Regions from separate parts of the Homo sapiens genome. Here region 2 is linked to region 1. The links are chromatin contacts, found by Hi-C or POLR2A ChIA-PET in ENCODE. All regions are on one chromosome and are shown on one strand. Each heading gives the region's core, a stretch centred on a gene start or an enhancer-like site at or near the end of the contact. The rest is flanking DNA. Distances are from core to core; before and after follow the strand shown.

Region 1 (5,024 bases), core at 449-2,948:
CCCGAGTGGCTCAGAGTCTGGTGATGGCGGAGGCCCTAAGACAAAAGTTCGTCCATACATGATTCCAAAGGGACTATAAAAAGAGGGTGCTTTTGGTGTTGCACGGAGTCTCATGAGGGTGTAAGGGAGATTTCTCATCCACGACTGGTGGGTTTCTAGAGCCAGCTTGGTGAGTTGAGCTTTAAGGACAGAGTTGATGTTTTCAAGTTTGCCTGAAGATTGAGGCCTGTAAGGTGCATGGAGAACCCATTTCATTCCTAAGGACGTGGAGACAACTTGGGTGATTTGGCTGGTGAAGGTGGGCCTGTTATTGGATTGCATGGATGTCCCAATGGAGTGTGAAACGGGGAATTGTATACATGATGAGAGTTTGTATGACAACATTTGCACCTTCTGAAGTTGTTGGGAACGCTTCTACCCACCCAGAGAAAGTACAGACAAAGACTAGAAGGTAATGGAGCCATTTATCAGGTGAGTGAAGTCTACCTGCCAATCTTGCCCAGGTACCTGGCCCTGGGCTTGGTGGTTAGAAAAAGGCGGTGGCCAGAGGGAGCCCTGGGGTGACACTGAGTGGCAGATACAGCAGGACTGGATGATCTCTGGAACGCGGCTGGAAAGGTGAGGACAAGTGAGAATAGGGTGGAGAAGTTGCAAGAGAGGTTTGTAGCCGACATGGAAAGAGTTGTGGAGGCTTTGGAGGATAGGCATTGTTTGAGCATGAGGAAGAATGAGAAGCGCCCTTCCTTGATGTACCATGGTCCTTGCTTTTGGAGGTTCTGGACCTGGAAGTCCTCCTTTTCTTCTGAGGAGTAAAGAGGAAAGAATAAGGACAGGGACAGAAACTGGCCTTGCACGGTTGTAGGGCTACTTGTTTGGCCGCCTGATCTGCTAGTGCGTTTCCAGCCCGTATAGGATTGTCTGGGGTTTGGTGGCCCCTGCAATGAATGACGGCAGCTTTCTGCAGGAGCTGGGCAGCCTGAAGGAGCTTGCTGATGAGAGAGCCGTTTATGACAGGAGTGTTGTTTGCAATTAGGAAACCCCGTTCTTTCCAGATGGACAAGTGTGAGTGCACTATGTGGAACACATAACGAGAATCTGAATATATGTTCATTTGTTGTCCAGCTGCTAGAGTGAGAGCTCGAGTGAGGGTGATGAGTTCAGCCTTTTGGGAGGTGGTTCCTAGGGGGAGCAGATTGGCTTCAATAGTGTGGGCGGGTGACACTATAGCATAGCCAGCATGTCGGCATCCTTGATGTAGGAAGGAACTGCCATCTACAAACCAAGTAAATGAGGCATCTGGAAGGGGTTGATCTGTTAGGTTTGGAAAAAGTATAAGAAAGGTTTGAATGGTGTCCACACAGAAGTGTGCAGGGTCTTGGGAGGTAGTGGCTTCAGGTAAGAGCATGGCCAGGTTTAAATGGGAGCTGGTTAGCACGGTGATTTGGGGAGTTTCTATGAATAGAGCATACAGTTGAAGGAGCCGTGGGGCAGACATGAGACTTAGTACACTGCAGTGAGCTAGCATGTCTTTGATGTTATGGGTTGAATAAACTGTTAGGTTGGCACGAAGGGATAGTTTTAGGCTTCCAAGGGTGAGGACAGCAGCTGCCACCAGTGCTTGGAGACAGGCAAGCCATCCGAGAACTGTGGTTGTGAGCTGTTTAGAGAGGTAGGCAACAATCTGGAGGGCGGGTCCCTTAGACTGGTTAGAACATGTAGTGCAACTCCACGCCGTTCGTCGGGATAGAGAGAAAGGTTTGGTGAGGTCTGGGAGAGTGAGAACGGGGGCTGAGATGAGAGCCTTCTGGACCAGACGGAAAGGGTGGGTAATCGGCTGTGCAGGGTTTAAAGGCTTATGGAGAGGGCCTTTAGTAGCTTAGTATAACGGTTTGGCAAGTAGAGCAAAGGAAGGAACCCAGAGCCTAAAATATCCCACTAGTCCTAGAAAAGAGAGAATTTCTTGCTTAGTTTGCGGAGGTGGGAGGAACTGGAGGAGCAGTGTGCGGTCGGTTGTGAGCCCTCGGGTTTGCAGGGTAAGAGCTAGGCCTAGGTAGGTGACTGAGGGGGTGCTTACTTGTGCTTTCTTAGGGGAGACCCGATACCCCCACTCTGCCAAGAAATTTAAAAGACAGATAGCATGGGCATGGCAGTCTTTTTGAGAGGGGCTACACAGGAGCAGATCATCAACATATTGAAGGAGGTGGACAGTTTTAGGAATAAGGTACAGAGGTTGTGAGCAAGGGCCCGGGTTTCGGCACCAGGTGCAAGGCACTAGTATTTGTTCAAATCCCAAGAGTGCACCAACCAACAGCACAAAGCGGTGTGGAGCAACACACTGTTTTAATGAGCACCTGGGTATAGACGGGCTGAGGCCTAAAATGGCGTCAGCCCCACATGAGGATGGGGCCGAGGTTTTATGGTCTCCTGTAAACAGGAAGTGTCCCTGTCTGATGTAACTGCTATGTGGTACCCGGATGGCCAATCTCTCCATCCTCAGGGATACGTGTCTTCCGGCCAGCCCTCTTCCTGCTTCTGCTATCTTGCTGATGTGCACTTGTCGCACAAGTGGCCTTGCGCCTTGGGACTGGGCCTGAGGAGGGAGGAGTTATTCATCCCCCCAAGCTTTCAGGCCCCAGGGAGAATCTTTCATTTATTACATTCCTTTCTCAGTTTTTATTGAGTTTCTCACACTGAACTCAGTAAAAGGTCAACTTTGTGTAGGTTCAAAAGATTCTTCTGATTAGATATTTAAAAATATAACTTCTGATTTTGATCTCTTTTTGGTTAGGAGATGAGCAGTTCAGATGGACAGAATTGTGTATTAGGGCTTTCGATTCAACTTGCTAATGTTTATGTGTTGTAGTAAAAACATAACATTTTTAGGAGTAGTCTGATGCTAGAAAGCAAATAGAATACAGTATCTAACCAAAATCTTGCAGAAGAAAAGCTGCATTTACCAGGTAATTTTCAGTTGCTTGAATTGTATCAAGGAGTTGTATTTTTTAAACTAATAATAATAATAAGGCACTTACTTTTTTAAAAAAAATTCCTTATTCAGAGATCCAGATTTCTGAAGACAAAGGGAGACAATAGTGTTTAAACTAGTGCAAATTTCTGGAATTTAGAACATGAATTCTCAATACAAAGGCTAAAAGACTTTCCATTTTATGGATAACTTTTTCTCCTTTTCTCTCAGAATCATGGAGAGTAAACTAAAGCTCTGTTTGTTAATAGTGAGACAGTGCCAGGTAATTGTTGTGTAGCTCATACAGCAGATAAAGAACTCACTAACAAATATTTATTGAACATGACATGAGCATGGTGTCTTTATGCTTCAAAATTTGGATAACTCCCCCCATATCATTTTTAAATTTTTTAATATTTAAAAATATTTTCAAGTTACACATAAAGTGTACAAGCTTGATGAATTTTTGCATAGACGTATATGTCTATGTCACTACCACTCTGAGCAAGGTACAAGATATGGAACATTCCAGCCCTGCAGAAGGCTCCCTCATGCACCTGCCAACTTCGTACCCACCCACAATAGTAACCACTATCTGGACTCTATAACAATATATTTGCCTGTCCTGTAATTTTATATAAATGGGATCATGCAGAATATAGATTTTTATGTCTAGATTCTTGCACCCATCAGTATGTCTTGTTCCATGTTGTTGCATGTAACAGTGGTTTGCTCTGTTTTATTGCAGTACAGATTTCTTGGATGACTATGCAGCAATTTATTCATTCTATTATTAGTAGACTTTTAGGATGTTTCTTGTTTTGTGAATATTATGAATAAAGTGGCGATGAGCATTTTTGTGTGTGCCTTTAATGGATATGTACATTCTGTTATCTTGGGTATTCCCTAACATTTAATATTTATACTTTTTGTTATCTGTTTCCATGGAGAATTCCAACAAAATTATCTTCAACCATAATCTATTTTAGACTAAAATGACATAAACTGAAATTTTTAAAATATGTGTGTGTGAAATCGTCTTTATTAGCAAAAGGTTGTCATTCTTCTTTTTTTCTTCTTCTGGAATATAGCATTTGTTGCTTCTTTGGGGGTTTCCAATAGCAGTTGGCCATCTAAGGAGATAAACACATGATATAGCTGCACTTTGAACTATGTGAGCCAGTGGTAATGTTTCAGCCGTGGAAATGTTCTGTGCTAATATTAGAATCCAGAGAAGCTGTATTTTTTTATAGCCATTTCAGTGACATTTGTTTGGAAGCATATTGCTGCTGTAATTTTTTTAAAATTCTTTTTTCTTTCTTTTTTCCTACAGTCCTCTTTTATCCAAACATAAGGTAAGAGATTGTTTCTTTTGAATATATTTCTAGGAAAAATGTTTGTGTCATATGTCTGTTGTATGGACTATTTTGGAAAATGAGGAAACCTTTCCCAAGTTATTTTCAGCTTCCTAGTTTAATACAACAGTTTCCCCAAAAGTTGGGTTTTCTTGTTTTAAACTTTTTAGATAGCAGCTGTGGAGAAGTCCCAGGAAAGGAAATGCTCCACGCAGTTACTAGTGTCTGAAGATCCAAAGGAAGGAGGAGCTACCACCAAAGAGTCAGGTATGTTTTTAACTTAAGCTATGGAGCAACGTAAAAGATACCTGCCTCTTCTGATCTTTTACAAGTGATACATCTGAATTGCTGCAAAGGATCTGGTTTTTTTTTTTTTTTTTTTTTGCACTTACATTTTTGTACATATACCTCTCCTAGAAAAAGAGCAAAATGAGACTTTTTATATTGGGTAGCTCCACATTTTAGACATCTATTAGTAGATACCATAAAATCTAAGTTCTTATAAAAACATAAAATTCTTATGTTTTCAGTAGGTGGTTATATATATCTAACAGAATAAGAAAAGGTTGTACAAAATGCTCTGAAATAGAATTGGTGTTGGTACATTCATACATTGTTTTCTGTTTAAAAACCAACAGTTATTGTATACACTTTACCAGAAATTTGTTCTGTAAATTTAGATATTTTAAACTCTATATCTTGAT
Region 2 (4,869 bases), core at 629-3,128, 85 kb after region 1:
ATATATATATATATATATTCTGTTTTTTTAGGGTTTTTTGTTTTCTTTTGTTTTTATTTTCTTTTTAGAGACAATATCTCACTTTGTCACCCAGGCTGGAGTGTAGCTCACTATAACCTCCAACTCCTAGGTTCAAGCAATCCTCCTGCCTCAGCCTCCCAAGTAGCTGGGACTAAAAGTGCATGCCACTGTACCTGGCTCTGTAAGATTATTTTTTAGTGACTGTTTACTCCACTAGAATGTAAACTTCTTGAGGGCAGGGGCTTTATTTGTTGCCATATCCCCAGTACTTTATTCCTAGTGCCCAGTATATAGTTAAGTGTTTAATAAATACTTGAATGCTTACTACTTTACACCCACCAGATGGACAAGCATGAAGTCTGAGAATACCAAGTGCTGACAAGCACGTAAAGCAAGAGGATTCTTGTATCCCGCTGAGAGCGAAAATTAGTGCATGTGCTTTAAAGAGCAGTGAGATAACTCAAATATGGATATTCTAGCACCAACCATTTTCATTCCTGACACATATTCAATACACTTTCGCACAGGTGCTTTAGGAGAAAGGTACAAGAATTTTATTGTAGCATTCTTTGTATTATATTGCACAAAAGCACTATACAACATTGTACAAAAGCATTGTAGAATTTGGTGTATTTCTCTCTCTCTCCCTCTCTCCACACACGTATCACAGACATTTTTTTTTATTCTGAATCATTTGGGAATAAGTTCACGACATCATGACCAAATAAGAAAGCTGCAGGATTGACATTTACAAAATATTCAAAATATGCAAAACGGTACTATAATATTTATAAATACATACATATATAACAAGCAGAAAGATAGGAATAGGAATAATAAACACTAAATTCAGGCAAGTGGCCGTCTTGGGGACGCAAAAGGAAATGTGTTCAGGAATGAATACCTGGAAGCCTCGCTATCTGGAATATTTTTCTTAAGCTGTGTTGAGGGTACATATTTGTTATTGGCTGTACCTTTTTTGCAAGACATATATTTCAAAATTTTTAAAAGCATTCATTTATTCCTATTTTAATGAGAGTTTTTAAAAATCAGGAATGGGCTGGGTGCAGTGGCTCATGCGTGTAATCCCGACCCTTTGGGAGGCCGAGGTGGGTGGATCACCTGAGGTCAGGAGTTCGAGACCAGCCTGGCCAACAAGGTGAAAACCCATCTCTACTAAAAACACAAAAATTAGCAGGGCGTGGGGGCGCTCCCCTGTAATCCCAGCTACTCGGGAGGCTGAGGCAGAATCGCTTGAACCCAGGAGGCGAAGGTTGCAGTAAATCGAGATCGCGCCACTGCGCTGCAGCCTGGGCGACAGAGTGAGACTCCATCTCAAAAACAGAAAAGAGAAAAGAAAGGGAAAAAAGGGAAGAAAGAAAGGAAGAAAGCAAGCAAGCTCAAGGGTTCTCGGGGTGGGCCATCCCCGAGGCCATCCGCAGATTTTCTCGCACTCTTTGCTCCACCCCCACGTGCAACAAGGACAACCGGCTGCCGCCTCCAGCTTCCAGCAGGGCTAGAAGATGCGCTGCCCGGGGCGGCCAGAGCCCTGCAGAACAAACCGCCGCACGGAATTAGGGGCCGCCGTCCGCGCCTGCCAGGCTTGGAAGCGGACTCGCCCCCAGGGCCACCGCCCTAGGAAACCTCCCGTCGGAAGCCTCCCAAGCAAGCCGCTCACCCGCGGCTCCCGCGCGAGGCGGCGTGGGCGTGGGCGCGGCCCTGGCGCGGCGGCGCGCGCGGGGTGAAGGGAGCCCGGCGCGCTGGCTGCGGCGACGGCGGCCGTTGCTGCGCCGGGTACTGGGGTCGCTGCCTGAGGCGCAGGCGCCGTGGACTCCACCCGCCCCGGGGCCTGGGCTCGCTGTGGACTCGTCATGGCGACCGAGCAGAGGCCTTTCCACCTGGTGGTGTTCGGCGCGTCTGGCTTCACCGGCCAGTTCGTGACCGAGGAGGTGGCCCGGGAGCAGGTGGACCCGGAGCGGAGCTCCCGCCTGCCCTGGGCCGTGGCGGGCCGCTCCCGGGAGAAGCTGCAGCGGGTGCTGGAGAAGGCGGCCCTGAAGCTGGGTACAGCGGCGGGGCGGGACGGGGCTGCGCGGGCGGCTGGGCCGGGGACCCCGCATCGCCCCAAACGAGCGTTTCTCCCGCAGGGATGCGCCCTACGTGTCCCCGAGCCCTGCGTGAGGACAAGAAGAGGAGAGGGAGAGATGTTTCAAATACTGCCATAGCTTTGTCCCACCTCCTTAACTATATGTGTGTGTGCGCGTGCGTGTATAATATACACACACATTTTTTTTTCTTTCCTTCTCCTCTTTCCCGCTTTTTGCATTTCTGCCTCAGTTTGGGGAGCTCCCCTGGCGAAATGGTCAAGAACTTGAGTTGTCCCTCTCTCTGCTTCATCCTGCCCCGCAGCGGGGGCACCTGTTGAATCTGCGGGTTTCTAGATGTTTGGTCGGAGAGGAGAGGAGGGCTTTGGTCTCTTGGAGATCGGAGTCTCCCTTTGCCTCGTGTTTTGAGGACGGGAGAGCAAGCTTACGAGTTGTACTGACAGTGTCTTTGTGGCTATTCTGTTTTAGTTTCTTGTTTTGTGTGTAAGAATACTCCAGCAGTCTTCCTCTTCAGAGAATAAAAAGTGTGTATTTCTGGTTTAGACGCTTACGTATTCTCTAAGCATTCAGGTAGCATGTATTTATTGATAATCTAAGCATTCAGGTAGCATATATTTATTGATAATCTAAGCATTCAGGTAGCATATATTTATTGATTCTCTAAGCATTGAAGGAGCATATATTTATTGAGTGACGTTGTCCATGCTAAGACCTGTCCCGAGTCTGGGGTGCAGGATGGGACAGAGAGGAGACAGACACACGGATCCTGCTGCCTTCATGGCTGGGGAGACATCTGACTTACGACTCCGTAGCCTTTAAATTTGGCTATTAACTCCCGTAGATTTCCCTTATACAGACACCCATTAGAGTTCTGGAAATACTACATTCTTTCTGTTTAATCTACTTTCATACAATGCCCTGCTCGGAGTGCTTTTGTTCGTGGTTATGTACAGAAGACACCACGTAGGCTGGACTCTCCTACAGCTTTTGGTGCTGACACTACCAACACGTAATTCTGACCAAAGAGCTTTTTGGTCGTTATTTTTCCAACAGAAGTAATTTTACTATGAAAATATATGCTTCCATTTCTTTTTTCGGCTCAGCAAGATCGTACCGGTACAGCCTAGTCACTTATCATATATAATGCCCAAATCAAGTTTCATTGTGGGGGGATATACCTTCACCTATTGAAACCTGCATCACTTAGTTGAGCCAGTTAATTCCAATTATTTTCTTATGAGCCTGTGTGTGTTTATATAGCGTGTGCTTTTCACCTCAGAGTTCTAATTTTTTGTTTTTTGTTTGTTTGTTTGCCATTCTCCTGCCTCAGCCTCCTGAGTAGCTGGGACTAGAGGCGCCCGCCACCACGCCCTGCTAATTTTTTTAGTAGAGACGGGGTTTCACCGTGTTAGTGAGGATGGTCTCGATCTGCTGACCTCGTGATCCACCCTTCTCGGCTTTCCAAAGTGCTGGGATTACAGGCGTGAGCCACTGCACCCAGCCCTGATGGTTTTGATGTTAACAGTCAGTCCGAAACTCTCCATCACCTACAATTGGATCATAGTAATTGTTTAGTGGTTGATGAGAAACTTTATTTTTTTAAAGACAAGTTCTCATTCTGCCACCCAGGCTGGAGTACAGTGGCGTGATCACAGCTCACTGCAGCCTTGACCTCTGTGTCTAAGTGATTCTACCGCCTCAGCCTCCTGAGTAGCTGGTACTACAGGCTATGCCACCATGTCAGATAATTTTTTTTTTTTTTTTAGTAGAGACAAGGTCTTGCTATGTTGCCCAAGCTGGTCTGGAACTCCTGAGGTCAAGAGATCCTTGCACCTTGACCTTCCAAAGTGCTGAGCCACTGCCCCTGGCCAAGAAACTATTTTATGACATAAATTTCTTGTTGGAGAGGAAGTCTGGATAGTTATCTGCTCAGCATTTAAACTTGATTGTGAAATTGTCATGTTACACAGGGTTGTTATTTACACAACGCTTTGATTCGATTTTTTTTAAAAGGTCAGTTTTTTAGTAACTCTTAGTGTTAACTCAGTTTTCCTCATAATTTTTTCCTTTTGTATTACCTGATTAAAAACAGTTTTATCTTTTGTCTAAGCAGGAGAGCTAGCTTTCAGCATATCAGTGTATTTAGTAATTTGCTGTCACTGATTACTGTAAAAAGAAGATAAGGAAGATATAATCCTCTACTGGGATTTACTTTCCTTCATTTGTTTCTTATTTTAGGAAGACCAACACTGTCATCTGAAGTTGGAATCATCATCTGTGATATTGCTAATCCAGCCTCGCTTGATGAAATGGCTAAACAGGCAACAGTTGTCCTCAATTGCGTAGGACCAGTAAGTAATCAACCCTTCTTTGTATCAGAACAAACAATCCATTCATTTCTAGCAAAATATTCCAGAGGAACATAAGGACAGAGGACAGAATTGTTGGTTGAAGGCCTTAACCCCATATGGGGAGTTTTTTCTTCTTGCGAGGAGCAGCTGGAGATGACCAAAGTCTCCTGAGAGAGTGAGTGACAGGCTCTCCATGACGTTCTCCTTAGGGCATGTGTGCTGGCTTGTTGATTGGTTACATCTGTGATTGTCAGAATTTTCTTTCCTTTTTACTATATACCCCTTCGGTAAAAAATGTTTGAGTGTGTCTCCCTAGTATATTTTTTATTTATAAATTATATTCTTGTACTACTGGGTAAATATATTTTTTAAATGCACAAAAAGAAGACTAAAAA

What was found. A loop is a pair of places that touch in the nucleus more often than their neighbours do. ChIA-PET counts read pairs that join two places held with the same protein, here RNA polymerase II (POLR2A). Pooled maps may share reads with other maps.
Region 2: a loop to region 1 is called in a map of breast epithelium, with 5 times the contacts of the local background. The contact joins the promoter of SCCPDH here to the enhancer-like site in region 1. A Hi-C loop is called at or near these places in 2 of 168 maps with a recorded cell type or tissue (breast epithelium and chondrocyte) and 5 of 50 pooled maps. POLR2A ChIA-PET finds 5 or more read pairs at or near these places in 2 of 52 experiments (BJ and activated naive CD4-positive, alpha-beta T cell).

What each region holds. Positions count from the first base shown.
Region 1 is chr1:246,637,451-246,642,474 of GRCh38, forward strand. It overlaps CNST (consortin, connexin sorting protein), which reads left to right. Exons shown (of 11, transcript NM_152609.3): 7 at 4,299-4,320; 8 at 4,491-4,587. Among named protein-coding and RNA genes, the nearest start is that of CNST, 74 kb to the left of the region's middle. Within about 2 kb of position 1,699, at least 3 of the 41 ENCODE cell types and tissues checked have a DNase peak (open chromatin) inside an H3K27ac peak, as active enhancers do.
Region 2 is chr1:246,722,531-246,727,399 of GRCh38, forward strand. SCCPDH (saccharopine dehydrogenase (putative)) reads left to right here and starts at 1,879. Exons shown (of 12, transcript NM_016002.3): 1 at 1,879-2,082; 2 at 4,362-4,474. The coding sequence starts at 1,893. RefSeq lists an enhancer at 1,313-1,472 and silencers at 1,683-1,812, 1,853-1,922, 2,023-2,232.